Linked DNA regions of Homo sapiens: region 2 is linked to region 1. The links are chromatin loops, found by intact Hi-C in ENCODE. Cell type or tissue: prostate gland. All regions are shown on one strand. Each heading gives the region's core, and the rest is flanking DNA. Links, peaks and the distances in the headings are about the cores only.

What was found. A loop is a pair of places that touch in the nucleus more often than their neighbours do. Peaks named below come from ENCODE experiments on the same cell type or tissue, not always from the same donor. Only the 100,000 strongest peaks of a DNase experiment are listed, where the experiment ranks them.
Region 2: it touches region 1 in a loop (5-fold over the local background); 4 of 110 quality-filtered maps call a loop at or near these places.

What each region holds. Positions count from the first base shown.
Region 1 is chr4:147,518,008-147,533,999 of GRCh38, forward strand. EDNRA (endothelin receptor type A) reads left to right here. Exons shown (of 8, transcript NM_001957.4): 3 at 1,844-1,971; 4 at 14,499-14,697. It overlaps LOC124900795 (a long non-coding RNA gene), which reads right to left. Exons shown (of 2, transcript XR_007058311.1): 2 at 7,123-8,525. Among named protein-coding and RNA genes, the nearest start is that of LINC02507, 44 kb to the right of the region's middle. In prostate gland, for the core only: no CTCF peak of the experiment used is centred there; a DNase peak (open chromatin) is centred at 8,097; H3K27ac peaks cover 4,196 bases.
Region 2 is chr4:147,111,680-147,127,671 of GRCh38, forward strand. No RefSeq gene overlaps it. Among named protein-coding and RNA genes, the nearest start is that of TTC29, 170 kb to the left of the region's middle. In prostate gland, for the core only: no CTCF peak of the experiment used is centred there; DNase peaks (open chromatin) are centred at 5,962 and 7,052; H3K27ac peaks cover 2,902 bases.

The DNA of each region.
Region 1 (15,992 bases), core at 3,618-11,617:
CATTCATGTGGATTATCAGGGTCCTCTTAATCTCCGGGAATGAACAAACAAACAATTCAACTGTTCCAGAGTATATCCCATAACCGTGCCTACACTGTTTTAATTACATATATCTGTGGTCTTTGAAGAATTATAATTCTGAGCCAGAATTCTAAATTCTTATTCTATAAAAAGTAGTTTTCAGGTTTTCTTGTTTTTATAGGGTGATTCATCTCAGAAATAGTGTTTTATGTCTTTACTTGCACCAAGCATTAATAACCAGCAGTCAGCAATGGCATAATTATTTGTCAGCTTCATGAAAACCATAAGAAATGAAGGCAGTGTTTGTGCAAAGAGTTTTGTGGTTGTCCTTGGACAAAAGTTTATGAGGAAATTTTGAGAAGACACCAATCGAGACTGTTTATAGTGAGATGAAGAAGAAACCAGAGGCACTATTGGATTAAAGAAAAAGGTTATTTTCAAAAACTATTTAGAAGAAAGGAAGTAATCACGAAAACTAAAGAGAGAAAACCTCTATAATGAAGTTTTATAGGGTCTTAGCCAAAAATCACAGAGTGAGAGACTGCCCTGTGTAACCAAGTTCTCATTCTTTATCTACGGGGTACTGGTTTCCCAAACTCTTTCAAAGGACTCGTGTTATGGATCACACTGACCATGGAATTAAACCTCACATCATCTTTTGGAAATAGTAGAAAAGAAATTCAAAGCTTAGCTTAGAGTTACTATGGCAAAAAGAACTTTTCAAAAAAAAAAGAAAAAGGAGTTTGTCAAGTTAGTAGGATACTGTTTCCTAGTGAGTTAAGTTTAAATTGAGTCACTAAGCAAAAAATTAGAAAGGAAATCAATACCATTTTCACACTTGAAAAGGCATCATATGTTCAGCAGGAACTTCCTTCCCCCTTTTAGGTAGCTGAGCTATTATTTAAGCCCATGCTCCTAGTATAATACCTAATTAGACAAATACAGAGTACTGGTAGCTATTGTTATGTGTCTGCTACCCAGCACAGCCACTAGAGGGTGTCCACTCTTGCCTTGCAAACAAGGTTGGAAATTGTCAACATGGAAGAACAGATTTTTCTGCATGTGATACCAACAGATCAAGGTAACCACATTTTTCTGTATAGTAAGGGGAAGTTTGAGCCTAAATAGAGAAAAGCCACTTACATCACATCTACTGAAGCAGAGTCAGCCCCTTAAGCACAGAGGAAAATGTAAGTTCAAAGTGGCTTTAGGTGTTAGCTAGCTGCCAAAATTAGTAGCTTCTACACCACTTTGTTTTTTTCCAGTATTCTCCCTAACCTTTCATTCTTAATTTCAGAGACAATATAATCTGCCAATTCCAGTAGTTGAAATTATTTGCTTTACTCATGGTTTAGTAAGCACAGATAAAAAACCACTGTCGGCTTCTCAGTTGAGCTGTCTCCCAAAATCCCAAACTTTTACTACTGTTTGAAAAGTAGGCAGCGTGACTAGTTGATGTGAGATCAAAGGCACATCTCTTCTGTTATTAAATTGTATTATATAACTATAATATATTTAATATATATGTATTATATTAATACACTATATTGATTTTTATGTATTAAATATATATCACAATATATTCATGTTACTACATATTAATAATAATAAATTATATCTGTATATCTTTCCAGACTAAAAATTGCTGAGGCTTTAAAATACGAAAGAAAAAAATAACAATTCTAATACTCTTTTGCTACAGTGCTAACTGAAAAGCACTGTGAATAAAATTTAGAAGTTGGGACGCATAACTAAAACTGTAAGTGCCCACATGCTCCGTGCCAGCTCTACCATTTCTTACCACTGTGTCTCCTTCTTTCAGCTGCTGGCTGGGCGCTGGCCTTTTGATCACAATGACTTTGGCGTATTTCTTTGCAAGCTGTTCCCCTTTTTGCAGAAGTCCTCGGTGGGGATCACCGTCCTCAACCTCTGCGCTCTTAGTGTTGACAGGTAATGTGGTTCTTTCCCTTTGCTCTTTGGCTGGGCTTAGAAAAGCATTTTTCTCAAAAAGAAGAAAAGTCAAGAGAATTCGTGCCCAGGACAGCTGTTGATTAGCTTCAAGTGAATTAAAGCATTAACCATCTTGCCTTTGCTGTTTAGAATTGCCTTCCACATTTGCTGATTATTAGCCATCTTTGGCTCAGACAATTATGTACCTAGAGCATTTTATCAAGAATACCCATTTGACGCCCTTTTGGCAATAAAGTGAAAATTAACATATTAGATGGAATAAACTTTGTGAAAAGGAGATTCCAGGATATGCAAATCCTATATTTCACCTGGTAAATTTATCATAAAAAAAGATACTGTTCAATTATATCTGTAATGTTTAATTAATTGAGTGAGAGGTAAGTGCACCATATTGCTATGTTCTTCACCCTGCCTTTTTGAAAGACTGAAATGTTTCATAAGTTTTAAAAAGAGTGCAACACCAGAAGCATCCCTTTATCCAATTCTGAAAACTCCATCAAATGTCCCGAAGTCTTTCCAGAATCCGCACGCATGATTGTTAAGCGTTCTCTAAAGAAGCCCTTCTGAATTCTGTGAACTTCTAGATGGTATTTTCTTTACCTTCTGGTTTTCATAGCAGCAATTATAAGAATGAAATTAGGAACTTTATAACACATTCTGTGGCACTCTTTTATATTTACTATAATCTCACACAAGTGGTGTATAATGGCCTATTTAATTAGCCTACATACAATTTAGAAGAGGTTTTCATTCTAACTCATTCCCTGACAATCACTTTATCAGGGAACCTGAGTCTCATCATTATAGAAATAAAAGGCTCACTCTTCTAAAGAACATTAAAGAGTTTACAGATATTCTGTTATTTTACATTTATAATTATTGTTAGGACAAAAATTGTTACTGTTAAAACATAAAAATGTGCATTCAATCAGCAATTAGAAAATTAGAATGGTATCCTTGTTATAAATTTATGTCAGCTGGGCACGGTGGCTCACACCTGTAATCCTAGCACTTTAGGAGGCCAAGATGGGCTGACTTCTTGAGCCCAGGAGTTTGAAACTAGTCTGAGTAACATAGGAAAACCCCATCTCTACCAAAAATACAAAAAATTAGCTGGACATGGTGATGCATGCCTGTAGTCCCAGCTATTCAGGAGGCTAAGGTGGGAGAATCACCTGAGCCCAGGAATAAATAAATAAATAAATGGCTATAACTGTGAAACACAAAATAAAAATGTTATTAAAAATAAAACACAAAAAATAATTTCATTAGTAATTTAAAACACAATCATACCATTGACAAAAATGTTCCCATTGCAATGGTAAACACAAAGATCAGAAATAACCTTATCATCTATTAATAATACCCTTCAGTGATTTGTAGGAAAGTCTAGGGTCTCTTTGGGTTACATCTACATTATATTAGATGTTAAAGGCTGCTGCATAAAAACACTTACATACCATAGGTGGCCACTATATAATCTTGAGATCATGGTACCTTAGACCATAAAAAGCTGAATAAACACTTATGATGTGGATTTGATTCACTAATAAATTCTCACTCTGATGTTCCCACTCCCAGCATCCCAATATCATTTCTTCTTTCATTCAAAATGTTATATTATCTAAAAATTAAAAGCATTAAATTGCACCTATTACATTGCTAATACAAGTAAAATTTTTCCTGTATTCATCAAGCTGCATATCATCAAGTTACATTTCTTTCAGAGATGTAACCATGTATTTTCATTATAATATCTAATTAAATTTTTTAGTTATAACTCTAAAATTCATGTAGAGAAAAGAAATGGGAAAATAATCATGACATTTTGAAAAAAGAACAATGTGTCCTACACACATGTTCTTCCTATATGATTTTTCTTTTTATTAAAATACAGGGTCTTGCTCTGTCACCCGGACTAGAATGCAGTGGCCTATATGGTCATTTTAAATGCTATAAAGCTACAATGTTTTAAACAATGTAATGCAAACCCATGAACACACTGACAAATCAGTGGGAAAACTCGACTCAGGTGCTGGAATACACAAGAATGTATTAATAATATAGGCTGAAATCACTTTGAATATAATCGGGGGAGGAAAGATTTATCAATAAATTATGCTATTTAGCCATCTGAGGGAAAAAGCATGTTAAAGTCTTCTGTACATATCAATAATAATATTTATAATTATTACCATTTATTGAATATTACTAAGTGTTAGGCCCTATTGAAAATACTTTACAAAAATTAGTTTAGGGCTGGGTGAGGTGGCTCATGCCTGTAATCCCAGCACTTTGTGAGGCCAAGGTGGGCAGATCACTTGAAGCCAGGAGTTCAAGACCAGGCTGCCCAACAGGTGAAACCCCATCTCTACAAATAATACAAAAATTAGCCAGGCATGCTGGTAGGCATCTATAGTCCCAGCTGCTTGGGAGGCTAAGGCACAAGAATCGCTTGAACCCGGGAGGTGGAAGTTGCAGTGAGCCGAGATTAGACAACAGCAGCTGCACTCCAGGCTGGGGGATGGAGTGAGACTCTGTCTCAAAAAAAAAAAAAAATTAGTTTATGTAACTGTGATAGTTGGTGTGTTATCTCCACTTTACAGATAGGGAAGCTGAGGTTGAAAGAGATTAACCAAGTCAGCATGGCTACTAAGTGCTGGAGCCACTAATCAAATGTTGGTAGTCTGCATTCTTAACCACTATACTCAAGCATGTAAAAACTCAAACCATTGTTGATGAAGAAAGCCAAACTCTGAATAATAGTTGAAGAGATGTATTCTGAACCAAATGTGAAGACCATGACCCGTGACACAGCCTCAGGAGGTCCCGAGAACCTGTGCCCAAGGTTGTTGAGTTACAGTTTAATTTTATACATTTTAGGGAGACAGAAGTTACAGGCAAAAACATAAATCCATACACGTAAGGTTTACAGTGGTTTGGCCTGGAAACATGGGACATCTTGAAGTGGAGGTTGGGTGAGGAGGGCAGGGTGGTGCTTCCACGTCACAGGTGGATTCAAAGATTTCCTGACTGGCATTTAGTTGAAAGAGTTAAGTTTTGTCTAAAGATTTGAAGTCAGCAAATGCTGACAAGAAGTGCTTGGGGTTAGGATAAGGGGGTTGTGGAAGCCAAGGTTCTATGTAGATGAAGCCTCCAGGTAGTATGAGAATAGATAGTAAATGCCTCTTATCAGATCTTAAAAGGTGCCAGACTCTTAGTTAAATCTCTCCTGGATCAGGAAAAGACCTGGAAATGGAAGGGAATAATCTACAGAATGTAAATTTTCTCCACAAGAGATGCCTATACAGGGCCATTTCAAAATAGGTCAAAGAAATATATTTTGGAGTGAAATACTTCTATTTCTTTCAGGGCCTTCTCTCTGTCACGTGATGCTATACTAGAGTGTGCTTGGGATTTGGTATGTCACTGCTACAGAGAGTCTGTTTTGTTGGGTGTTTGTTTTTTTTTGTTGTTGTTGTTTTTTTGTTTTTTTTGTTTTTTTTTTTGAGATGGAGTCTTGCTCTGTGGCCCAGGCTAGAGTGCAGTGGCTTGATCTCGGCTCACTGCAAGCTCCGCCTCCCAGGTTCACGCCATTCTCCTGCCTCAGCTTCCCGAGTAGCTGGGACTACAGGTGCCCACCACCACGCCCGGCTTATTTTTTGTATTTTTAGTAGAGACGGGGTTTCACCGTGTTAGCCAGGATGGTTTCGATCTCCTGATCTCGTGATCCACCCGCCTCAGCCTCCCAAAGTGCTGGGATTACAGGCATGAGCCACCGCGCCCGTCCTGTTTTGTTAGTCTTAAGATCTGTTCTAACGTTAATGCTGGCCTGTTGTGCCTAAATTCCAAAGAGAGGAAAGTATGAAGAGGCAGGTCTGACATCCCCTTCCCATCATGGCCTGAACTCGTATTTTAGGTTTCTTTGAAATCCCCTTGGCCAAGAGGAGGAGTCCATTCAGTCATTTGAGGGGCTTAGAATTTTATTTTTGTTTATACCATAAAGGAGTAGAAGAAAATAGACTATCTTTTTGATCTCTGGAAAGGGAAGGAAGACCCTTCTGAACTTTAAAAGAATGGTAGAAATGCTGGACAAAATTATAAATGTATTTTAAGATATAGTATTTTAAAACCTTTGGATTAAACATTCATAAAACTTAAAAAAAAAAAAAGTAGTAAGCTAGGAAAAATTGTCACTCCTCCCACAGGCCCAGGGTGCAGAGCTGGTTCCTCCTCACTTTTTTGTTCTGCCTCCTCTTTCTTCCTTGGGGGGATCTAGGAGCATCATGCGGAGCTTCAGTCATGCCCAGTGTTGAGTCGGGGAGATACTGGGAAAGTTAGGTCATAGATTCCTATATCTAGTGTCGGGTCACCTCACCCAATACCACCTCCTCTCTTCATCTCATGCATGAAGAAAAAGAAATAAGATGTTCCATCACGATAAATAGTTGTGTATCAAATGAAATGTGAGTCATTCTTAGTTAAAAAGAAAGGAAGGACTGAAGGAAGGAGGGAAGGAAAAGAAAGAAAAGAAAAAAAAGAAAAGAAAGTAAGAAAAAATGATGCCAAGAATCTATCTCATTAAGATTTGATCTGAGTTGTAGATCAAGGAAATGAACTATTTTAAAATTCCACTCTCACAAAAATCAGCCTTAATCCAAAAGGTCTTTCCTTGAAAATAAACTAATCATTCTTTGTTCCCTAGACACACACTTTACTATTTTTACATTTCATTTGGTATTGACCCTAAGCTTCAGGACTTGTATGTAGGGAATCTATTTGACATTTCTATTTCAAAAGCTTTCACACGAGAGAATGAATCATTCACACTTAATTCCTGAAGATAAGATTCCATTTGCTTTAACTCTTAATTTGGTTGCATTATATTCTACTACTACAAAAAAAAATAAAAATAAAAAATAAAAAACACTTTTTAAAATGAAACAAGGAATGAAAAGGGAGTTTGGAACCTGTTGCAGTTTGTGAATCCCTGCTTTCATTTTATGAGCTGAATAAATTATGGCCCAGGACAAAGAGTTCCCATGATTTTTTTACACAGTATTTTAAAAACATAATTATCTCACATTTCAGAGTTGTTTGAAAGAAAATGAGAGAAACCTTACATCCAAGTTCTATAGGATTTCTTTATTACTTCGTCAATCAATGATTACAGAATGATGTAAGATCAAAGAAAATATCTAGCTTTCTCACTATCAGCTTTTAATCTGAATAAGCTAAACAGGACTGAGAGAAAGCACATGATTTCTGCCAGAATGGATAGGCTTTCATTGCTAATTTCAACTATGGACTTGTCTCAGTTTAACCTTTTGAATAATTCCTCCGCAAATCTAGTTTCACATCCTTGGTCATTTGAGAAAAAGACAAATCAGGAACTGAAGAAATTCAGAAACAAATTTTGACCCCTATCCAGCTTTCTTGTTGAATTATCTTTTTAATTCTAAGGCAGTATACTTCTATAATGAATAAACTTTTCCCAACAAAAATGAATAACCAGCCATTACCAGCTATTAAAATAGTTATTTTTACATGCTGAAAGTGACAAGTTTTATATATTACTTTGAGTTTGTTTGGAGGCAAAAAAAAAAAAAGCAGCAGCAGGAGAGGGGTAGGAGGGATCACTGTTGATCTTTGCAAAATCGTGTTAAAGTGGAAGATGATGATGATGGGGTCAGACCAGTAAAAAGGTCTGGGTACAGATCCAACTTGTTAAAAGTTGCCTGGGGAAGAAGGCTATAAAAAGATAAAACTCTTTTAACAACTATTCCAGAGTGATGTGTTATTAGATACTTGGAAAAGTTGCAAAGATCCATTAATGAGGCAGCTTTGTTTTATATGGCTGAAAAGCTGATGTCAGTTCTTGAACCCATCATTTCAAATAATTGATCAGTGGTCTCTGTGATATTCTCAAAGGTATATCCTAACTCAAGAAACATGAAGGTGGTTTTCAGAAAAACCTCTTTGTTAGAGTTGGACTTGGTTTCTCCTTATTTTCCTGGTGTTATGGTTTTCTATTGCACCATGACAATAGTGAAGACACAGAGGAAGGGTCTGAGCCAGAAGACATGAGCAGGGAACTGGACAAAGTCCAAGGCTGGCTAGGGCAATAGGATCTTATTTGGGAGTCTGTTCACTATCGTACTGAGTTATTTGTTCTTTTATCTTATTCTATTGTCAAGATCAGGCAACTGGTTAATTTTGCTACCCCACTTCTCTTTGATAACTACCCCAAAACTTAGCAATTCAGAACAACAACCGTTTTATCATATCTCACCATGTTGAAGGTCAGGAATTTGGGCAATTCTTCTGCTCCTTGTCACGTCACCTGGGGTTGGTGGACTTCAGCTGACTCTGAGCTTGTGTCAGAGGTCCAACACTCACATGCCTGGCACCTTGGCAGGGACAGCTGGATGTCTGAGCTCAGCAGAGCCCATCTCCCCCTCCATGTAGTCTCAGGGTCCTCTCTGTTTTTGCTCCAGCAGGCTCAAGGCTCCTTTCAGAGGCCAGACCTGGAACTGCAAAACATCATTCTAGCCACACTCAATTGATCAAAGTAGTCACAGGCCAGCTCAATTTAAGAACTCAACTGAAGAAGTGGTAAAGCATTTGCAGCTGTCTTTTAATTCACCACACCTGATTCTCTTCTAAATTGGAATTGGCCAAGCAGTTGCAGTGGCTCAGCCTTAGGAGGCCGAAGCAGGAGGATGGCTTGAAGTCAGGAATTCAAGACTACCCTGGGCAACATAGCGAGATCCTTGTCTCTACAAAAAATATTTTTAAAAATTAGCCTGTCATGGTGGTGGGCACCAATAGTCCCAGCTACTAGGGAGCCTGAGATAGGAGGATCCCTTAAGGGAGTACAGGTTCTGGAGGCTACAGCTATGATTGTGCCACTGCACTTCAGCCTGGATGACAGAGTAAGACCCTATCTCTAAAAAAGAATTCTTCCTGCTAGCATTTAGCTTCCAAACCTCCATATGGTATGAGAGATATAAATCATTAACAACCATTACAAATGATCAAGTTTGCTGTTAATTAAAGATGTGCAGAGGTAAAGATAGGGGCGGCACTGTACCTTATGGAAGTGGTAAATAAGAATAAATAATAAATTCTAACACAGGCAAGCATTCATTAACAGGCACTTGGTAGAAACTTCTTTCTTAAGGCACTTCAGCCACCTATTTATTCCCTGATCCAGTAATCCCACTCAAGATAATTAATCCAGAAAAATCATTCAGAAAGAGAAAAAAAATTATGTGTACAAACAAGCTTATAGGCGTCTTATTCACAGCTGTGAAACACTAGAAATGATGTGAACATAGAAAAAAAATTCAAGTAAATTATATCAAAATCTTGTTATACTGTGTAGCCATTAAATTGATAAGGGCCACGCCCGTGTAGAAACATAGGAGAGTATTTTTAATGTAAATAAAGCTAAAATTTAAAAATTGTGAGTCATATGATTATAGTCTATTCAAACTATGCCTGTGAGAATCAAAACAAGAAAAGAATAAAAAAATAGATTTTGTTGAAGTGGTATCTTTTTAATTTGTTTTATTTTATAATGTTTTAAAGTTCTTTCAAGAATAAACATTTTTAAACTTAATGACTATCCCAGACCACACCTTCAAGATTCAATAAACATGCATTAAATGCCTCTGGCCTTAATAACATGTAAAAATCTATTTATAGGCACACGCACTAACAAACATCTTTACATGAATAAAATATATATTTTATACTTTTATTTTGGCCTATCACATGACAGGGTACAAGGTGATATAATGCAAAAAGGCTCTACCGGGAGTTGGCAGCCCTGAGCCATGGTCCAGACGCCCCAGGTTCACTGGAGACCAGGCAGAGGATGCGACAAGATGCCAGCTCTCAGGTTCCCAACTGGAACATATGGGGCAGAAAGATCAGCCCATAGATCCCTCCTTTAAATTATTGAATCTGGTCCTCTAAAAGTATTAGCTTTTAATCTGTGGCCTAATTCATGGCTAGCTTGAAAAATAGGAAAATGATCAGAATGTAGTGTGCTATTAGCTTTAGCCAATTAAGGTAAGGTAAGGTTACACAGTACATCTGTGTAAACATAACTCTTAGAATTATGCTGACTGATTCTTCACCAGAATTCCCTAGAGATTAAGAATTCCCTAGCCAATTAAGGTGAGGTAAGGTACATGCATGGTAACAGGCATGAAAACGCCAACAAAAAGACACTTCATTCAACAGGTATTTATTTGGCACTTGTTGTTCTAGGTATTGTGACCAACATACAAAATGTCAGCCTTTATGAAGCTTATATGCTTTTTTTCACTTTTTTCTTTTCTTGCTTTCTTTTTTTTTTTTTTTTTTCAGACAGGGTCTTACTCTGTCACCCAGGCTGGAGTGCAGTGCCATGATCAGGGATCGCTGCAGGCTCAACCTCCCTGGGCTCAGGGGATCCTCCCACCCCAGCCTCCCAAGGGAATATAGGCATGCACCACCATGCCTGGCTAATTGTTGTATTTTTGTAGAGATGGAATTTCACCATGTTGCCCAGGGTGTCAAGCGATCGCCCCCCTCAGCCTTCCAAAGTGCTGGGATTGCAGGCATGAACCATCGCACCCGGCTGGGAACTTACATTCTAAAGGAGAGGGGAGAGCATAGATGATAAACCAAATAAATAAATAGAACATTGTTGGTCACATTGTAGTGCTATGGGGAAAAATGAATCAGGGTGAGAGAGACAATTCTGGAGGGGGAGTTGGCAAACTTAAGTAGGGTCTCCAGGGAAGGCTTCTGTGAAAACTGCAATTGAGTAAAAACCGGAAGGAAGTGAGGAAGCAGCTCTGAGGACACCTGTAGGCATTCTCACAGGGGTGGGAAGCCACTGGGGGGTTTGGAGCAGAGGGTGCTATGGTCTGACGTAACAGCCTCACTCCAGTTGCTATGTTCTGACGTAACAGCCTCACTCCAGTTGCTATGTTCAGACGAGGCTGTGGCAAAGCAAGGTGGACATAGGAAGATCAGTTAGGAAGCTATGGCAATCATCAAGGCACTGCGATAACAGGTACGATGGTGAAAAGTGGTTGCATTTGGATATATCTTGAAGGAAGTTGTTGCAAGATTTGCTGAAGGATTGGATGTGTGGTGGAAGAGGAGTGAAATCTAACCCAATGTTTGGGGCCAGAGATGGGAACAACTGCAGAAAGGTTTAGCCACAAGGAAGACAAGGAGTCTGATTTGGGAGTGTTTAGATGCCTGTTAGGTGTCCTAGTGGAGCTCGCAAGTAGGCAGTTGGAGGTACAAGTCTAGAGTTAAAGGTGAGGCACCAGGCTAGAGGTATAAATTTAGGAATTACCGCTAGATGGATAGTTAAATGACATTAAAGCCACGAGACTAGATGAGATCACCAAAGGAGAGCGCATAGACAGAAAAAACGTCTGAGCACTAAGCCCTCAGACAAATCCAATACTAAGAATTTGTGGAGAAAGCGGGGTCCAGCCAGGTAAATGAGAAGGAATGGCCAGTAAGTCAGAAGGAAAACTGGGAGATTGTGGTGGAAATCAAGTGAAGAAAGCATTTCAGAGAGGAGGGATTCTTTCTGGAACAGCAGTTGTCAGTGGTGGAATCTACACTTGCAGATTTTCCATGACAACTGAAGATGTCATGGATATACAGAGAGAGATGTATATACATACTGACTAGATGGAAGGCTATTTATAATCGCACCTCATGAGAAAAGCATATTTGTGTGTCAGTGTGTTGTGCCATTATATTCAAAATAGAAATCAGTTTTGAAACATCCAGTGTTTCATGGTTTCCATACATTTCCCCACCTCCATTATCACAAATGATTGTTCCTAATTGTTCTTATGGCTGTTTTCCCCTTATCTCATGGAGATGTTATCGAGATCTGTGTGATTATAAATGGAAAATATTCTAATTTTCAGTGAGTGGGTTAATGAAGGAGCAGACTGATCATGAATTATTTGCTAAACTAGACTCTAAAAATGACTTCTACTTATTTGTGAATGTTGAATTTACATTGGATTATGGATGTGTAATATTCTGGGAACTCATGGCGCTTTATAAAAATGAAGTTGGTCTGTGAACATGTTCATCATAAGAACATGTTGACCACATTTTATTCCTTAAGCCACTTTTCACCCCAAATCCTGGCAAGGAAATCAGGTTTTCTTACTCTCTAATGAAACAGGGTGTTTTATTTAAATCACCTTCCCTGGTAAACAACCTGAGAGAAGGGAAGAAGAAATAGATGTAACTCCGTTGACAGCCTTGGGATATAGACATCCTGTCTCCATTCCTCTTAGCTTTACTGGGTATCAGGCTGCCAGTTTAACAAGGGAACAAAGAAAAATAAACAATGATTTTTATCCCACTGGACAATTTATGGAAATAACCATAAATTTTAAAATTCAATCTTGATTATATCATAAAAGGATTTTCTTGGTCTGTTTGCATAGCTGTATTTTATCCCATTTTGAAATAATCTGGACTTTTTTGAGATTTGTATTGTACACAAATCTTATTTACCCTAAAAATCTTTTATAAAACATTTCTCCAGTAAATTGTGCTATATAATATGCCATGTGGCATCATCGTAAAATACCCAAATCTGTACATGCTCATCTCTAGGGAATTCTGGTGAAGAAACAGTCAACATAATTCTAAGAGTTGTGTTTTCACAGATGTACTGTGTAAATGTACTGAGACAGTACACTAAATATAACTGATGGGGGCTTGTCTTGGTGGATATGGGTAGCTTGTATGTTGCCTTGGCTTTATTGATTAATCTTCTACATTACTTTGCATGTCCTGCAAACCCATGAGCACCTGTCTCCAATGCATTCGGTCTGTTTTACAGCCTTCTGGCACTATCTAATGAAAACTATAAAACGAAAATGTTTCTTTTCCATTACGGCAGCAACAAAAATTTCAGGAATGAGGCCACAAAAATACCATACCACGTCACAGGTCTCTTCTTAATAGTAAGTCTAAAAGCAGTTAGCATTAGACCTTCACATCAGGTCAAAGAACATAGAATTTCTAAACCAAACCTTCCTTAGACATAACATTTAAATGTGATTATTATCACTAAAATAGTGAAGTAAAAAATAGGGTGAGCATAATTTCTTATTATCAGACAGTTTTTTGATTGACATAATCATTCAGTCACATTTATGTTATATACTCTGTTTGAACCATTCTTTTCTGTTAGATTGTAAACCCTAAAGATTAGGAACCAAAGTATCTTTAAATAAGTTTTATCTGCTCTAGCACAGGGCCATAATGGGAGTGATATAATCCCTCTTTGACATTTACCACAAATAGGTATTTACTAAAACTGCCACCTGGTACAAGCCCACTGTGCTCACATAAGAAGGGAGGAAACAATGGAATATCTGTGGTGGTTATTCACTCAAGGATATCTAGACCCACTTCATAGATAATGCTTTAAGGTTTCTTTTTTTATTTTATAAAGAGGAATAACATATTACTATAACAAGTACCAGCAGCTTTCATGATCCCTCCCATCCATCCAATTTCTCCCCCAGCTTAAAAAACATAGGCACAACTGTCTGTTACCGCCACATTCTAAACTCTCCTAAGATTTCTCTAGACCAAATAAAGACCTCAGACTCAGGCCTGCCACGCAGTTGATTTCCAAATGGGTGGAACTCTTAAAAGCCCCACTTGTGGCCGGGTGTGGTGGCTCACGCCTGTAATCCCAACACTTTGGGAGGCCAAGGCGGTCAGATCACAAGATCAGGAGATCGAGACCATCCTGGCTAACACGGTGAAACCCCATCTCTACTAAAAATACAAAAACAAAATTAGCCGGGTGTGGTGGCGGGTGCCTGTAGTCCCAGCTACTCGGGAGGCTGAGGCAGGAGAATGGCGTGAACCTGGGAGGCGGAGCTTGCAGTGAGCTGAGATCCTGCCGCTGAACTCCAGCCTGGCAGCCTGGGTGACAGAACAAGACTCAGTCTCAAAAAAAAAAAAAGGCCAGGTGCAGTGGCTCACTCCTGTAATCCCAGCACTTTGGGAGGCCGAGGCAGACGGATCACGAGGTCAGGAGATCGAGACCATCCTGGCTAGCACGGTGAAACCCCGTCTCTACTAAAAAAAAAAAAAAAAAAATACAAAAAATTAGCCGGGCGTGGTGGCAGGCGCCTGTAGTCCCAGCTACTCGGGAGGCTGAGGCAGGAGAATGGCGTGAACCTGGGAGGCGGAGCTTGCAGTGAGCCGAGATGGTGCCACTGCACTCCAGTCTGAGCAACAGAGCGAGATTTTGCCTCAAAAAAAAAAAAAAAAAAAAAAAAACCCACTTGGTTTTCATACCAAGACTCAGAAAATTCCTAAAAAGACAATTACTGGTATTGGCAATGAGGAGGAACTTCCCAGCACTTACAATTTTTGTTTAATTGAAATACATTTAAAATTTCCTAACAACTTGGTTCCATTACCCTTTTTTTCAGGTACAGAGCAGTTGCCTCCTGGAGTCGTGTTCAGGGAATTGGGATTCCTTTGGTAACTGCCATTGAAATTGTCTCCATCTGGATCCTGTCCTTTATCCTGGCCATTCCTGAAGCGATTGGCTTCGTCATGGTACCCTTTGAATATAGGGGTGAACAGCATAAAACCTGTATGCTCAATGCCACATCAAAATTCATGGAGGTACTAAACGTTTAAAAGGAATTAACTGGGGAAGGGAGGAGGTCCTCCGTTAGACTTCACCATCTTGAGACTTGATGACATCGCCACAATGTCAAGTGTGGTTTCTTCTGTCAAATATTCCTCAGTTGCATGAAAAGTAGATGTTAAACCTGTGTCTAGATTCTTGAATAGAACAGTTATGCTGGCTTTCACTCTTGTATTATACCACAATGGTAGACATATCTGTTATTCTGCACCAAACCACTAAGAATACCAAAGCAAATTTACTAAGAGGGACTAGATGTGTGTGTGTGTGTGTGTATGTGTGTGTGTGTGTGTGTGTATATATATATATACATATGCTATTTGTTTTTATAATAATGAATACAACACAACAATTTCCATCTGGAAGACGTGCTGATGTTTATCTTATGTCACTTGGGGAGAAGCACATTTCTCACATTCTTTAAAGATGGATTTACTAATTCAAAGTAGAGAGTAGTACTTACATGTACTTATATTAGTACGGTTTCTATGTCTAATATACAAATAATATAAAATTGTAGAACTTCTTAAAATAATATTTTGGTTTAACAAATTCAGTTGTTGGTTTTTTTAGTACACCTGACCATATTAATGTTTTTCTGAAAAGCTTAATCACATGACTGTTTTGGGAAACCTATTTAAAATGCATCTTTTCTTTGCAAAACTAGTTACATGTGGACTGAGGAGGAAAACCAAAAGGATAACTATTTCTCTTAAATCAGTATAATTTAGTGCTTTGATGTAAGTTTCATGTAGCTCACATTCCACATGTAATTATTTACAGACATCTCAAGGTATGCTTTCCCAACTTGGAAAATTCACAGAATTCGTGGTTTTACAGTTGACCAGTTATCCTGCTTGGAAATTCTTGTTTTAAAATTAAAAGTGCTCATGAAAACTGCCAAACTAACAACTTAAAATTGAAGTTTCTTACTGGGTTAGTCTTCAAAGTGAAAAACAAAGTAGACAGTAGGAGATTGTCAGAATTTGGGCTGTGTGAATAAGCAATCTAGATATTCCAGATGCAAACATTAGAGAAAAGAGGTTCACTATAAGAAGGAGCTTACTAATCCTTACAGCCAGACAAAATGAAATGGGCTGTTTCATAAAGACTGTCTCCTATCTAGACGTGTTCAAGTAAAGGGTAGCTACCCTTCAGGCATGGGTGGGCTAGACGGTTGCAGTAAAGGGTATGAGTTGAACAGATAATTTTTTAGAGTTCATTCCAAGTCTGAAGTCCTGTTCTCTTTTTCTAAATTTATTTCCCCTAT
Region 2 (15,992 bases), core at 2,877-10,876, 410 kb before region 1:
AACCTGGAAGGCAGAGGTTACAGTGAGCCGAGATTGCCCCACTGCACTCCAACCTGGGCAACAAGAGCAAAACTTCATCTCAAACATAAAAGAAATAAAAATAAATCAGGACTTTCATGTTGTATTTTTATTTAAAGATAATTCTCTAAAGCCAGGAACACAGTACCCATTATTTCATTCTTGCTCATATCCCGCCCCCCCCCCACCAATTCTATATCTAAGATGAAGAAAAAGAAATCATTTCAGAACATTTCCAAAAGAATGTCAGGATTCACCTCCTTTCCAAGGTGGCCAAATAGGAACAGCTTTGGTCTGCAGCTCCCAGCGTGATCAACATAGAAGATGGGTGATTTCTGCATTTCCAACTGAGATACCTGGTTCATCTTATTGGGACTGGTTGGACAGTGGGTGCATCCCATAGAGGGTGAGCCAAAGCAGGGTGGGGTGTCGCCTCACCCGGGAAGTGCAAGGGATCTGGGGATTTCCCTTTCCTAGCCAAGGGAAGCCATGACAGACTGTACTTGGAAAAACAGGACAATTTCACCCAAATACTACACTTTTCCCAAGGTCTTAGCAACCAGCAGACAAGGAGATTCTCTCCCGTTCCTGGCTCAGTGGGTCCCACACCCACGGAGCCTTGCTCACTGCTAGCACAGCAGTCTGAGATTGAACTGTGAGGCGGCAGCCTGGCTGGGGGAGGGACATCTGCCATTGCTGAGGTTTGAGTAGGTGAACGAAGCAGCCAGGAAGCTTGAACAGGGTGGAGCCCACCGCAGTTCAGCAAGGCCTACTGCCTCTATAGACTCCACCTCTGTGGGTAGGGCATAGCTGAACAAAAGGCAGTAGACTTCTGCAGACTTAAACCTCCCTGACAGCTCTGAAAAGAGCAGTGGTTCTCCCAGCACGGTGTTTGATCTCTGAGAACAGACAGACTGCCTCCTCAAGTGGATCCCCGACCCCTGTGTAGCATAACTGGGAGACACCTCCCAGTAGGGGCCGACAGACACCTCATATAGGCGGGTGACCCTCTGGGATGAAGCTTCCAGAGGAAGGATCAGGCAGCAATATTTACTGTTCTGCAACATTTGCTGTTCTTCAGCCTCCATTGGTGATACCCAGGCAAACAGGGTCTGGAGCAGACCTCCAGCAAACTCCAACAGACCTGCAGCTGAGGGATCTGACTGTTAGAAGAAAAACTAACAAACAGAAAGGAATAGCATTAACATCAACAAAAAGGACATCTATACCAAGACTCCATCTGTAGGTCACCAACATCAAAGACCAAAGGTAGATAAAACTGCAAAGATGGGGAGAAACCAGAACAGAAAAGCTGAAAATTCTAAAAACCAGAGTGCCTCTTCTCCTCCAAAGGATCACAGCTCCTCGCCAGCTACAGAACAAAGCTAGATGGAGAATGACTTTGATGAGTTGACACAAGTAGGCTTCAGAAAGTCAGTAATAACAAACTTCTCTGAGCTAAAGGAGCATGTTCTAACCCATTGCAAGGAAGCTAAAAACCTTGAAAAAAAGGTTAGATGAATGGCTGACTAAAATAAACAGTATAGAGAAGACCTTAAATGACCTAATGGAGCTGAAAACCATAGCACAAGAACTTCATGATGCCTGCACAAGCTTCAATAGCAGATTCGATCAAGTGGAAGAAAAGGTAACAGTGATTGAAGATCAAATTAATGAAATAAAGTGAGAAGACAAGTTTAGAGAAAAAAGAGTAAAAGGAAACAAACAAAGCCTCCAAGAAATATGGGACTATGTGAAAAGACCAAATCTATGTCGGATTGGTGTGCCTGAAAGTGACGGGGAGAATGGAACCAAGTTGGAAAACACTCTGCAGGATATTATCTAGAACTTCCCCAACATAGCAAGGCAGGCCAACATTCAAATTCAGGAAATACAGAGAACATCACAAAGATACTCCTCAAGAAAAGCAACCCCAAGACACATAATCATCAGATTTGCCAAGGTTGGAATGAAGGAAAAAATGTTAAGGGCAGCCAGAGAGAAAGGTCGGGTTACCCACAAAGGGAAGCCCATCAGACTAACAGCTGATCTCTCGGCAGAAACCCTACAAGCCAGAAGAGAGTGGGGGCCAATATTCAACATTCTTAAAGAAAAGAATTTTCAACCCAGAATTTCATATTCAGCCAAACTAAGCTTCATAAGTGAAGGAGAAATAAAATCCTTTACAGACAAGCAAATGCTGAGAGATTTTGTCACCACCAGGCCTGCCTTACAACAGCTCCTGAAGGAAACACTAAACATGGAAAGAACAACCAGTACCAGCCACTGCAAAAACATACCAAATTGTGAAGACCGTAGACACTATGAAGAAACTGCATCAATTAATGGGCAAAATAACCAGCTAACATCATAATGACAGGATCAAATTCACACATAACAATATTAACCTTAAATGTAAATGGGCTAAATGCCCCAATTAAAAGAAACAGACTGGCAAATTGTATAAAGAGTCAAGACCCATCAGGACCCATCAGTGTGCTGTATTCAGGAGACCATCTCACATGCAGAGACACATGTAGGCTCAAAATAAAGGGATGGAGAAAGATCTACCAAGCAAATGGAAAGCAAAAAAAAAAAGCAGGGGTTGCAATCCTAGTCTCTGATAAAACAGACTTTAAACCAACAAAGATCAAAAGAGACAAAGAAGGCCATTACATAATGGTAAAGGGATCAATTCAACAAGAAGAGCTAACTATCCTAAATATATATGCACCCAATACAGGAGCACCCAGATTCATAAAGCAAGTCCTTAGAGACCTAGAAAGAGACTTAGACTCCCACACAATAGTAATGGGAGACTCTAACACCCCACTGTCAACATTAGACAGATCAACGAGACAGAAAGTTAACAAGGATAGCCAGGACTTGAATTCAGCTATGCACCAAGCAGACCTAATAGACATCTACAGAACTCTCCACCCCAAATCAACAGAATATACATTCTTCTCAGCATCACATCGCACTTATTCTAAAATTGACCACATAATTGGCAGTAAAGCACTCCTCAGCAAATGTAAAAGAACAGAAATCACAACAAACTATCTCAGACCACAGTGCAATCAAATTATAACTCAGGATTAAGAAGCTCACTCAAAACCACACAACTACATGGAAACTGAACAACCTGCTCCTGAACAACTACTGGGTAAATAACGAAATGAAGGCAGAAATAAAGATGTTCTGGCTGTGCGCAGTGGCTCACGCCTGTAATCCCAGCACTTTGGGAGGTCCAGGCAGGTGGATCACGAGGTCAGGAGATTGAGACCATCCTGGCTAACACGGTGAAACCCCATCTCTACTAAATATACAAAAAATTAGCCAGGCGTGATGGTGGGTGCCTGTAGTTCCAGCTACTCAGGAGGCTGGGGCAGGAGAATGGCATGAACCCGGGAGGCGGAGCTTGCAGTGAGTGGAGATCGTGCCACTGCACTCCAGCCTAGATGACAGAGCGAGACTTCATCCAAAAAAAAGAAAAAGAAAAGAAACAAAAATGTTCTTTGAAACCAATGAGAACAAAGACACAATGTACCAGAATCGCTGGGACACATCTAAAGCAGTGTGTAGAGGGAAATTCATAGCACTGGCTAGCCATATGTAGAAAGCTGAAACTGGATCCCTTCCTTACACCTTATACAAAAATTAATTCAAGATGGATTAAAAACTTACATGTTAGACCTGAAATCATAACAACCCTAGAAGAAAACCTAGGCAATACCATTCAGGACATAGGCATGGGCAAAGACTTCATGACTAAAACACCAAAAGCAATGGCAACAAAAGCCAAAATAGACAAATGGGATCTTATTAAACTAAGGAGCTTCTGCACAGCAAAACAAACTACCATCAGAGTGAACAAGCAACCTACAGAATGGGAGAAAATTTTTGCAATCTTCCCATCTGACAAAGGGCTAATATCCAGAATCTACAAAGAACTTAAACAAATTTACAAGAAAAAACAAACAATCCCATCAAAAAGTGGGCAAAGGATATGAACAGACACTTCTCAAAAGAAGACATTTATGCAGCCAACAGACACATGAAAAAATGCTCACCATCACTGGCCATCAGAGAAATGCAAATCAAAACCACAATGAGATACCATCTCACACCAGTTAGAATGGCGATCATTAAAAAGTCAGGAAACAGGCTGGGTACAGTGGCTTATGCCTGTAATCCCAGCACTTTGGGAGGCCGAGGTGGGCATATCACAAGGTCAGGGGATCAAGACCATCCTGGCTAACAGGATGAAACCCCGTCTCTATTAAAAATACAAAAAAATTATCCAGGCGTGGTGGCAGGCACCTGTAGTCCCAGCTACTCAGGAGGCTGAGGCAGGAGAATGGCATGAACCCAGGAGGCGGAGTTTGCAGTGAGCCGAGATGGCGCCACTGCACTCCGGCCTGGGCAACAGAGTGAGACTCCGTCTCAAAAAAAGAAAAAAAAAAGTCAGGAAACAACAGATGCTGGAGAGGATATGGAGAAATACGAACGCTTTTACACTGTTGGTGGGAGTGTGAATTAGTTCAACAATTGTGGAAGACAGTGTAGCGATTCCTCAAGGATCTAGAACTAGAAATACCATTTGACCCAGCAATCCCATTACTGGGTATATACCGAAAGGATTATAAATCATGCTACTATAAAGACACATGCACACATATGTTTATTGTGGAACTATTCACAATAGCAAAGACTTGGAACCAACCCAAATGTCCAACAATGATAGACTGGATTAAGAAAATGTGGCACATATACACCATGGAATACTATGCAGCCATAAAAAAGGATGAGTTCATCTCCTTTTCAGGGGCATGGATGAAGCTGGAAACCATCAATCTGAGCAAACTATCACAAGGACAGAAAACCAAACACCACATGTTCTCACTCATTGAACAATGAGAAAACTTGGACACAGGGCGGGGAACGTCACACACCAGGGCCTGTCGGGGGGTGGGGGCCTGGGGGAGGGATAGCATTAGGAGAAATATCTAATGTAAATGATGAGTTGACGGGTGCAGCAAATCAACATGGCACATGTATACCTATGTAATAAACCTGCACGTTGTGCACATATACCCTAGAACTTAAAGTATAATAATAAAAAAAAAAGGAATTTCAGGATTCAGATTACGTTCCAAGTATCCAAAACATGCTATTAGGTGACATCATTTAATATATGTCTATTCTTAGTATCTTATCTAATCCCCACCACAAAAGAATAAGTAGGTTATCATTATCATCAGATGAAAACAATATCTGGGACTTAGAGAGAGTAAGTAACTTGTAATAAGATCACAAAGGAAGCAAGATGAAGACTTCAGACACAAGCCCACATCTTTAGCTCCCAAAGCCATGATCCTTCTGCTACACCAGGCTATATCTTTATAAAAAAATTACCTCTCTTTTTGGCCACATCACTTTCAAAACCACATAATGTTGTGCCAAACCTTTGGTTAATCAAGTAGTAAGTGATAAAAAATATTAAATGCAGACAATTGTCATTTTAGATCATTTTAAGATGACTTTGTCACTGAAGATTATTTCCCACGTAACTCCATTTGCCAAGGGAATTAGTTACAGTCTCTTATCCCCAAAAGATTGGAAATTTTCCCCAGACTCCTCACGGTGAAATCTGGCCTGGGATTTGGTGTCTCCAGATCTTCTGCTGTCTAAGCAGAACAGCTCTTATCTCTTTCCACAGTGGATGTGTTCCTGCTCTCTCATTTTTGGCTTGAAAATAGCCATCTATCTGGAGAAATGTACTCCTTATTTAGGCTAAAGGGTGATGAAAAGCCTTGGAGTTATTTGTTTATCTTCCAAATAGGTACAGGGAGAGCCCAGCAAGGCTATAAAATCTTAAGCTTCCTGATTCTCCCTTGCCAAAAGGATTAGGCTCAGAGCTGGAGGCCTTTCTCGGGAGAAGATAAGATAGTGTGTCTGTATTACCATTCGCTCCTGCCAAGTTCCTGCTCTGCAATAAGCCAGCTTTCTTGTTGACGGCCGTCTCACTCCTTCTCTCCTGGAATCACACCTTGATTGTGGATTTTTCCTTCTTTAACCCTCAGTCCAAACATTATGAGTTGTTTTTCACTCTCTCACTCTAGATCCTTGGGTTTCTTCTCAGATCTGGCTATGGTGGTAGTTTTTCCATGGACCCTATATAGTCTGGCAAACAATCTCATTTTTTTATATTTTAAAAAGGAGTTGGGTTCTAAAATACAATGTTCTTTTAATCTTTTCATTCTTCGTTTTAAGGAAAATGCAATATTGTTCTCGTCATGCTCAGCAAATCTCTGATATTTGGAGGATGATAGGTATCTTCTTCTGCTCCTTTCAAACATATTTTTATAATAACATCAAAACACACCTGAAAAACTGATACAAAACTCAGGCTTCCTCACTTGATGATTATTTCAAAACAGAGATGAAATAAATGCACAAGAGATGTACTCTAACTGAAACTCAATTTTATTTATTAAAAATAATATTACAAATTTTATCTGAAAAACTAGATTATTTACAGAAAAAAAAGCCCACAAATATTATATTTTTTAATACCAGCCTCTCTACTCCCACATGATCTCAGTTGTTGGTTAAAATACTGGGGTATGGCTGTTTAGGAGGTGTGGGAATGGATTTTTGACATATTGTGCTATATTACACACTAGGTTATCTGCAAAAATACAGAGAAAGCATTCAGTCTCTTTTTGCCCCTAACTTTTAATAGGAGCATTTCCCATCTTTTTCTGCTTTCAAGACACCTGGCCCTGCCTCGGCACCTGCTGGCCCTACCACGACCATCACACAGTCCTTACCTTCTTAGTGGACCTTTGCAGGGGCAGCATCCTGACCCCAAAATGTGGATGCACTATATTGTTTGTCACTTCCAAATCCAGCACACAGGTACTAAGTGACCACTATGTGCTAGGCCCTGATTTCACAGAGCTGATGCTGCTGTGTAATTTCTCTTCCTCTTTAGTTATTGCTGCTAACAGCACGGCTAGTTGAGAAACTGGACCAAAGCCCATAACCAAGAATGGACAGGGGAAGGCTTCCAAGCAAAACTGAAACTCCTTAGTAAACATGATACTGCTCCTGAGGTTTATCACAATCATGTTAGGAGAGTTTTTTCTCTCCCGTTCCTGTTCTTCACTTCATCTAATACATTTCCCAAGAGAATAGGTAATAGAAAATAAAATAGAATAAGGTACCTTAAGCTAGTGGATATTCTAAATGATAAGGCATTAATACAGATGAAGTGGGTATCTTGCTCTCTTAAAATTAATAAATGCTACATAAAATGTGACATGTAGCTAAATATAAATATATGATCACATAAATACATCAGAGTCTGTATTTATATCTACATGATTTTTTCTTCTTTTGCAAATGAACTTTAGCCATTGGTCATTACAAAGATCAGCATGATTATCTTATCCAAGGAAACCCGCTTTAGGAAAATGTGTCCATTTGGAGTACACATTTACAACAAGTAGGCAGACGGCTTTGCCCACCTCATGCCAGTTGGGATTGGGAAAGTAGGGAGGATAACAAAATATTCCTTTTAAAAAGGGTTACCACCAGAATTCTCTCACTCTCACAATCCACATTAACAATTTTAAAGGTGAAATGTTTCCAAATCTGGAGATACACTAAGGCATTGTCTGCTGAGGAATAATGGAAAATTCTGCCTACATAAAGAGAATTAATGAAAATCAGAATCTGCATTTTAGAGAATGCATTAGGAAAACTTGGCAGAGGTGAAAAGTATTCTCTGTCCCCTTATTGCAGTTTTATTGCCATCATCTCACTTTCTGGTACTTTGCAAAGGAACAGTTCCCCCTGACAAGTACGCTTTGCTCTCAGAGACCAACTTGTGTCCTAATGATGCTGCAAATGTGATGGTGAAATCCAGACATTCAGTTTCTGCACTGTTCATATTAAAACATAACCATTCAGGTTCTCCAGCACAGACACCTCCCTGTCTCATCCAGGTGTCAGTCATGATGGCCAGAACAAGTGTGGCAGGTGAAGACCACCACTGTGGAATTCCTGCCACCCAGGGCTCTGCTGCCAGGTGAGCTCACCCCTGCTCAAGAGATTACAGCAGTTTAGAAGTTCATTCCTGTTTCACCCGACCTTCCCCACCCCCACCCAGCATCACTTCTGCCTAGAGAGCAGAGAAATCACAGAAGTTGGTCCTTGTTGAATGCTGTTGGTCCTGATCGCAGTGGCCACTGGTCCCTAAAATACTGTAATCTGGTAAGAACAGAGCCACACACAGCACATCCCAGGAGGCTTGCTTCCATTCTTCCTGATGCGAGCTGGCCCACCTACTCAGAAAACTCAACCACTGCTGACTGAACGAGGCCTTTTTCTCTCTCTCTCACTCCAAAGATCAGAGCAATAGCCTCCATAAAGCAGAAAGTGTAAAGAAATTGATTATGACTTAACTAACTAGAAGAATAATATAGCGGTATTGCAACTAGCAATCTCATAAACCCTAACACAATGGTAATACTTACTTTATGCTGCCAGCCAATTCAACTGGCTGCTAAAATGTACTTGGATAACTATCCCAAGAAATGTATGAAGTAAATGTTTGGGGTTTTTTTTTGTTGTTGTTGTTGTTTAAGTTGGAGACTCACTCTGTTGCCTGGAGTGCAATGACGCGATCTAGGCTTACTGCAACCTCCGCCTCCTGGGTTCAAGCAATTCTCCTGCCTCAGCCTCCTGTGTAGTTGTGATTACAGGTGCCCACCACCATATCCGGCTAATTTTTTAAATTTTTAGTAGAGATGGGGTTTTGCCATGTTGGTCAGGCTGGTCTCGAACTCCTGACCTCAGGTGATCCACCAGCCTCAGCCTCCCAAAGTGCTGGAATTACAGGCATGAGCCACCGCACCTGGCCTAAAGTAAATGTTTTTTATAGACTGTTCTCCAACAAACAAACAAACAGTAACCTCGTTGTTAAACGTCTCAAAATGTTAAATTTTCTGTTTAAATGTACTATTCCAAACATTATATGCTGTGATATAAGACTGTAACAAATAGCACGAGACCCAGCGTCTGGAGTGACACACCTCAAGGAGCAGGGAGCTTGCAGGTGATGTGTTCTTTAAAGACACAGGGAGTGTCACAATGGCTATTACCAAAAAGATGAGAGGTGAATGTTAGTGAGGATGTGGGGAAAAGGGAACCCTAGCACACTGCTGGTGGGAATGTAAATCAATACAGCCATTATTCGAAATAGCATGCAGGTTCCTTAAAAAAAAAAAAAATAGAATTACCATATGATCCAGCAATCCCACTTCTGGGGACATGTCCAAAGGATTTGAAATCAGTACATCAAAGAGCCATCCACACTGCCATGTTTATTGCAGCGTTATTCACAATAGCCAAGTTACGGGATCAACTTAAGTGTCCACCAATGGATGAATGGATAAAGAAACTGTGGTGTATATACACAAAGGAATATTATTCAGCTGTAAAAAAGAAGGAAATCCTGTCACCTGTGACAACATGGATGAACCTGGAGAACATTATGCCAAGTGAAATAAGCCAGCACAGAAAGACAAATACCATGTTCTAACTTACATTTGGAATTTAAAACAGTCAAACAGAGTGGAGATGGTGGTTACTAGAGGCTGAGGAGTCAGGGGAATGAGGAGCTGGTGGCCAAAGGGTACAGTGTTTCAGTTAGACAGGAGGAAGAACTGATAAGTATTCAAAGCAAACAGAAAAGAGACAAGCAGTGTGTCTCCTGACTTTGCTTCGGGTTTTTACTCTCCCTTACTCTAGTACCCTAGCACAGGTACCTTTTGTGCCTTACCCTGAAGTGGAACAAAGAAGGAAAAGTGGAGAGAAGGTAGAGCAGGAAGGATAAATTATATTTCTTTCTCTATGGCAGTTTTTTTCTTACTCTACTTCAGAAAAGAACCACTTGGAAAGAGGCATGAGGCTAGAGAAATTTCTAACTGAGCAATTTGATTATTCAGAGGACACCCACCCTGTGAGCTTGAACTATGGGATCCTGGAAGGATGCTTGATGCCAAATTGGCCTGAAGCAGTGAAGAAGCCTGAGGAAGTCTGAAGAAGCCTCAAGAATCCAGGATAACATTTTAAGGAACCCTCTCATTAAGTTCTAAGGATAAAGCCAAGCTTAATTAAGCTGTGAAAAATGGAGACAAGTCATTCATTAGATCGATTTTCTTTTAAAAACATACTCTCTTGAGCTCCTCTTTGAAGTGAGGACCTTATAATATTGTTTGAGTTCAACTAAACTGTGCTGGAGTACAGCCCTTATTACTTTAGGATCTATATGTGTATGTGTACTGTAATATCATTTTCCTTTTTAGGAAACCAGAGATTATTTACAAACTCTTATATTTTAGGAATCAAAACTTTTGCAGGTTAAATCCACAACCATAAATATTTGGAATGATGTTACAGTTCGAATCTAGTCAACTGCCTGAATTGTTTGTTCCAATTGCTGTACTTTGATGAATACAACTACGATACCTACTCGGTTTTCCTGATTTGTTCACTTCCCTCATGATAAGATTCAATTCAACATGTCGTAAACCTGAAAGAATTCTTGTTGCCAAGATCAAAGTATTCTAGTCATTTCACAGGAAAACTGATGTATAAGCAAATCGACCATCTGGGAATTAAAATAATATAAAGCACTAGACCAAGTAAAAAAACTACTGATGGGCCAGGCATGGTGTCTCATGCCTGTAATCTCAGCACTTTGGAAGGCTAGAAGGCAGGATTGTTTGAGGCCAGGAGTTTGAGACCAGCCTGGGTAAAATAGCAAGACCCTGTTTTTTTTTTTTAAAAAAAAAACAAAAAACAAAAAAACACCCTACTATTGATAATAATTATGATAAAAACAAAAGAATAAATCAGAACAGAAGGAAAACAAGGAGAACCTGATGCAAACCAATCCCCTTTCCTGGTTGGGTGCAAAAAAATAACAATATTTTGCATATAAATAGCCTCACCCAACAAGTAATTTTATGTCTCTTTTTAGAAAAAGATGAATTATCTTTGTAAAAACATTTCACAGATGTGCAGTTACTCCCAGATGCATGTGATAGGGCCCAATATTAACTGTGCTTTAGAAATTACAATCTCATAAAAGAGAGTGAGTTTGCTACCACTGAGATTGATTTCTTAAAATAGCCAGCTCAACTACTGCTGTCCAGATGTATTTTTGTCTTTGTCTATCTCTACTGTGAATTATTTAAAACAGCACATTCTGTAGTTTGAATATAGCCCACATTTCAAATTAAGTTCACAAAATTTTGTGCTCAGTGTACAATTTCCATTTAATAGAAATAGTTCTATAAATCCATAATATCACTGAAAAGCAATATGAAGCTAAACACAAGAATATTTCTAAAACCCCATTTTATCCCAGGAAAAATTAATCTTTGAACAAAAATATCATGCAAATATTTATTTGCAAAGAATTCTGAGCATGATCTAGAAAACCACATTTATAAACAAACTCGTTGGGCTGTTTAAAAGGCTCTCCACCAACATGGTTCTTTCATGTTGTTTTAATTACTTTTGTAGAAATGTATTGTGTATGCAAAGACCTACATGCTTTTTGGCTGGATAAGGAAGCTCTGTTTTTAAAAAGTAAAGATGTGTTACAGTATTACTACTATAGTAATTTATTGAGATCAAATTCTTCCAATAGCTCAGCTACCTCCTACAGGGACAAATTTTCTAGAAAAACAAATGGAGCAAATGGGGAAAGAAGGAAGTTTAGATCATAAGATTGGAAACCTAGACATTCACCTCTGCCCTCTCTGAATTACTGGAAACATTTCAAGTCAAACAATAATTTATGGGCCGTCCTAGTGGTCTTTGATTTCATGATACTGGTTTTTAGGTCTCTAAATCCATTCCAAGGAAATTCTAAGCAAAATTTAGAAACCCTGTGTGTTTAAGATCACCCGTATCACTTTCCTTGGCTCCACTCTAATCGTCACTTATTCAATAACCTAGTAAAAATTATAACAGCTGCCACCAAACCAACACATGCACCCATGCCCAACCAGTTTATAAATGAGTAGATATTTGTACCTACATACATATGTTAGACTTACTCTGCTATATTTTGACAGTGTGGTCTTATGATGTTATATGGATTGATGTCTCCACTAAGCAAAGTTAGTATTTCTGTGACAATTATCTGGGGAAAGGAAGTTCCTCAGACAGAAAATCCAACCTTGGAAGACAGAATTTCAATTCATTCATTCGCCCATTCATTCATTCAATGGATATTTATTGAATGCTTACTACCTATCCGGCAGTGTTCTCCAGCCCAAATCATTGCCCAAAACTAGAAACTGTATATCCAACTGCCCATTAAGTGTTTCCACAAAAGTACCTAATGGACATCTTTAATTCTACGTGTGCACAACTAAACTTACATTCCAACTTCCCACCATATGCAACCCACTCCTCCCCGTGTCAGCTGATGGCAACTCTATGCTTCCAGTTGCACAAACCAAAAGACTTGATGCCTTTCTTCCTTTCACAGTCCACATCCTATCTATCAGGAAATCCTGTTGGCTCTTCCTTCAAAATATATCCAGAGTCTGACTTCTTTCCACCACTTTAACCGCTGTCACCATGCTCTCATCCACCATCATCTCTATACTGGCACCTCAGCTTTCACCTTGCCTCCCTATAGTCCGTTCTCAGCACCACTCCACAGGTATTTCTGATAAAATTTAAGTTCAAATCATACCACTCATCTGCTCAACACCCTCCAGTGGCTCTGCATTTCACTCAAGACAAGCCAAAGTCCTTATTATGGCCTTTAAGTTTCCCATGACCCCTCATCCCTCCTACCTCTCTGAGATCATCCTTTCCTTGATGGCAGCCTCTGCACCCTCCCTCTAATTAGCACTCTTCCTCTAATTATCTAATAGTGACCAATTTAAGGTCAAGGTGCTGGTTCTTCTCTCTGCCTCCTGCTCTCCCTTTCTATATTGACGTGGTTCATCTGTGCATCTCTTTCAAACCTTGTCTTAGATTTCACCTTCTATAGCTATGAGGCTACTCTTACCACCCTATTTTGCATTGCAAAAACACCCCACTCCACCACCCACCCCCAAACATACAAACTCCCCGCTGGAATTTCCAGTCCCCCTTTACCTATCTATCATGTTCTGCAGCATTTATTTCACTCTAACCAAACTTTTTAAAAATGTTTTTTATTGTCTGTTACTTGAAAATGTTTTGTTTTTGTCTCTTTGGCTTCCTGATGTATCCCAAGCATCTGGCATAGGGTGGATGCTCAGTGAAAAAATTCCTCAATGAAAGAATGTGAGTAAAACAGATGTGATCTCTGCCATTAAGAAAGTTACAGTCCACAGGAATGATAACTCCTATCTCTTGAGGCTTCCCCTTGTGGCTGGCATCTCTATGGGCCTAGAGGGGCCTAAATATGCTACAGGACATCCCCAGGTCAGGGAAGAAGGATGGCCTCTGCCACACACCTGGCCTGGAGCTGCTGGACTACAACTTGAAGACAGAGTACTTATTCCTTAAAATCCAAACTATTTAATTTCATGCTGTTATTTCTCTTTACCTTCAGGTATCTGTAAGTGGTTAATAAAATCTTATTTGAATGTTGCTGCTTGCATTTCATTGTGCTCTGAAGAATTCTCAGAAGCAACATATCATCATTTACAGTCAGTCCAATGAGGGAGGCAGCACTGCCAGAGATCAGCTTAAATGTGGAGTCACCGGGCAAGAGGACTCTACTGAGGACAAGGTCAGGGGGCATCATCCCTCCTCTCTCAACACTGGCTTCTGCACCCTTCCTCTAACTGGAAGAGTTACCCCATCTGCACTACTCTACAAGGCCACTCTTGAAATGGACAGAATTTTCTCAGGTTGCCAGTGGGTTGCCTTATGGTCTTCATGCTGCACACTGCAAGCAGCACTGCGCACCTCAATCTGCTCTGCCCCATGTCACCTCACCTTCTGCAGTGGCTCATATTCAACCTACCCCCAATCTTGTGAAAATTTCTACTTTCTCAGTGAAGGTGGGCTCAAAGAGTCATTAGGAGGTATAATCAATACTTATTTATCCAATGAATTTCTAATGTATTGCTACTTAGTAATGTGACTATCTTGGGCAAACTGGGAGAAACCTGTTGGGTCAAGAGGGCCTTCCAGGCCTCCTAAGCCATGCCTTATTGACATCTCAGGACTTGCCACCATGATAAAGCTGCTTCTTGATGTGGTGCCCTGCTCAAGGAGCTCACATTTGGTGCTTGGGAATATTAATGTTCTGGAAAACTCTAGAAGAAAGGAAAACTAGATCATCCAATTATTTCCTGATGATAAGAAATTGGGGTAAAAGGAGAACTAACTGTTTAAAGTCATAAAAGTGCCATTTAACAAAATATTCACATTCTACAAAAACAGGGATTCTGTTCTATGCCCAAGCAATGTAGTCATCTGAAGAAATTCTCTCACTTACCTTTATAGCCTCCCCAGACCCTATTACAGTGCCTGGCTAAATAGATGCTCAATAAATGTCAACCAAACATTAACTCTACATCCACTCAGCCAACAAAGTCAGAATACAGAGCTCACATTTTCTGCTCATACACCAAGGTGTGTTGTATAGTTAGACCTTTAGTCCCCTAAACAACCAAGCAGACAGGCAAACCATTTTCTCCCAATTAATTGACAGAGGTCAATGACATTATACAACAGGTATGGTTGAAACATTTATTTTCCAGAAGCTAAATCTAACAACACTTGTAATTTCTCTTTAATTTCAAAATTTGAACTTCATTGGAAAACAATTCAGCTATGATTTACTGTAGAACTATACTTGGTAAAGTCCTGGACTGCAAACCTATAAATTTTCATCCGCATTGAAATCCTGCCAACTTGTTTTACGTTCCTCTCAGGTCTTCTCAACTTATCTCTTCTAATGCTGTCTTAAAAGGAAGAGTCACCGATATGACATCCCTTCAAAGTTCTATCAAGCTTAGGCACACAGAACATAGGCTTTCTGATTTGTTATTTTTATAGATTATTTCAGAAATGTAGCAAGTGTGAATTGGAATGTACTATAAGTGTAAAATTAACAACATATTTTTAACAAGACAGCAAAAAAATGTAAAATATTTTATTAATGATTTTTATATTGAGTACATGGTGAAATGATAATGTTTTAGACATATTGGGTTAAACAAAGTATATTATTGAATTTTAAAAAATATTTCAATAGAATAAATCCAGGGTTTTCTTTTTAAAATCATTTTTGTGCCATGGATCTCCGTGAGAGTTTGGTCAAGTCAATAGATAAATGAATACAATAAAATACATAGAATTAAAAATAAAATAAAATATTATTAGTTTTGACATGCCAATACAGAGATTTCTATTGCCTGAAATATAAATCTGTGAATAGGGTCCTAACTATTCAGATTATAACTGTCGTAGAGTACCATCTCTTATATGCCTAGATTGACTTAAAATTTAATAGAGGATTAATGATTTAGCAATTTAAGTTACAGGCTATAAAATAGCTATGGTAATATTTACACTTTGTTAAATAAAAAGTTGTTCATGACACTTGTTTGTTAAAGACGGTAAGGAAGATGTTATTCAAGAGAGATTATTTCAATGAAGGTTTTGCAGTGGGGAGAAGAGATGGGGCTCAACTCCAAATATAACAAAGACAAGCAGGGATTTATAGCAAGGAACAGAGTCAGGGTCAGTGGAGGGAACATTACCAAGATTAAATATCAAGACCGGAGGATTCTTGAGAGCTGGACTCACAGGATTCTTGCTGAAGACAGGTCAAGGAAATAAGATATCAAGAGTGAGAGGATAAGGAATTTGATCAGACATGGAGGGTGATCAGATTCCAAAGGTGGGGGATTTTTCACTAACCTGACTGT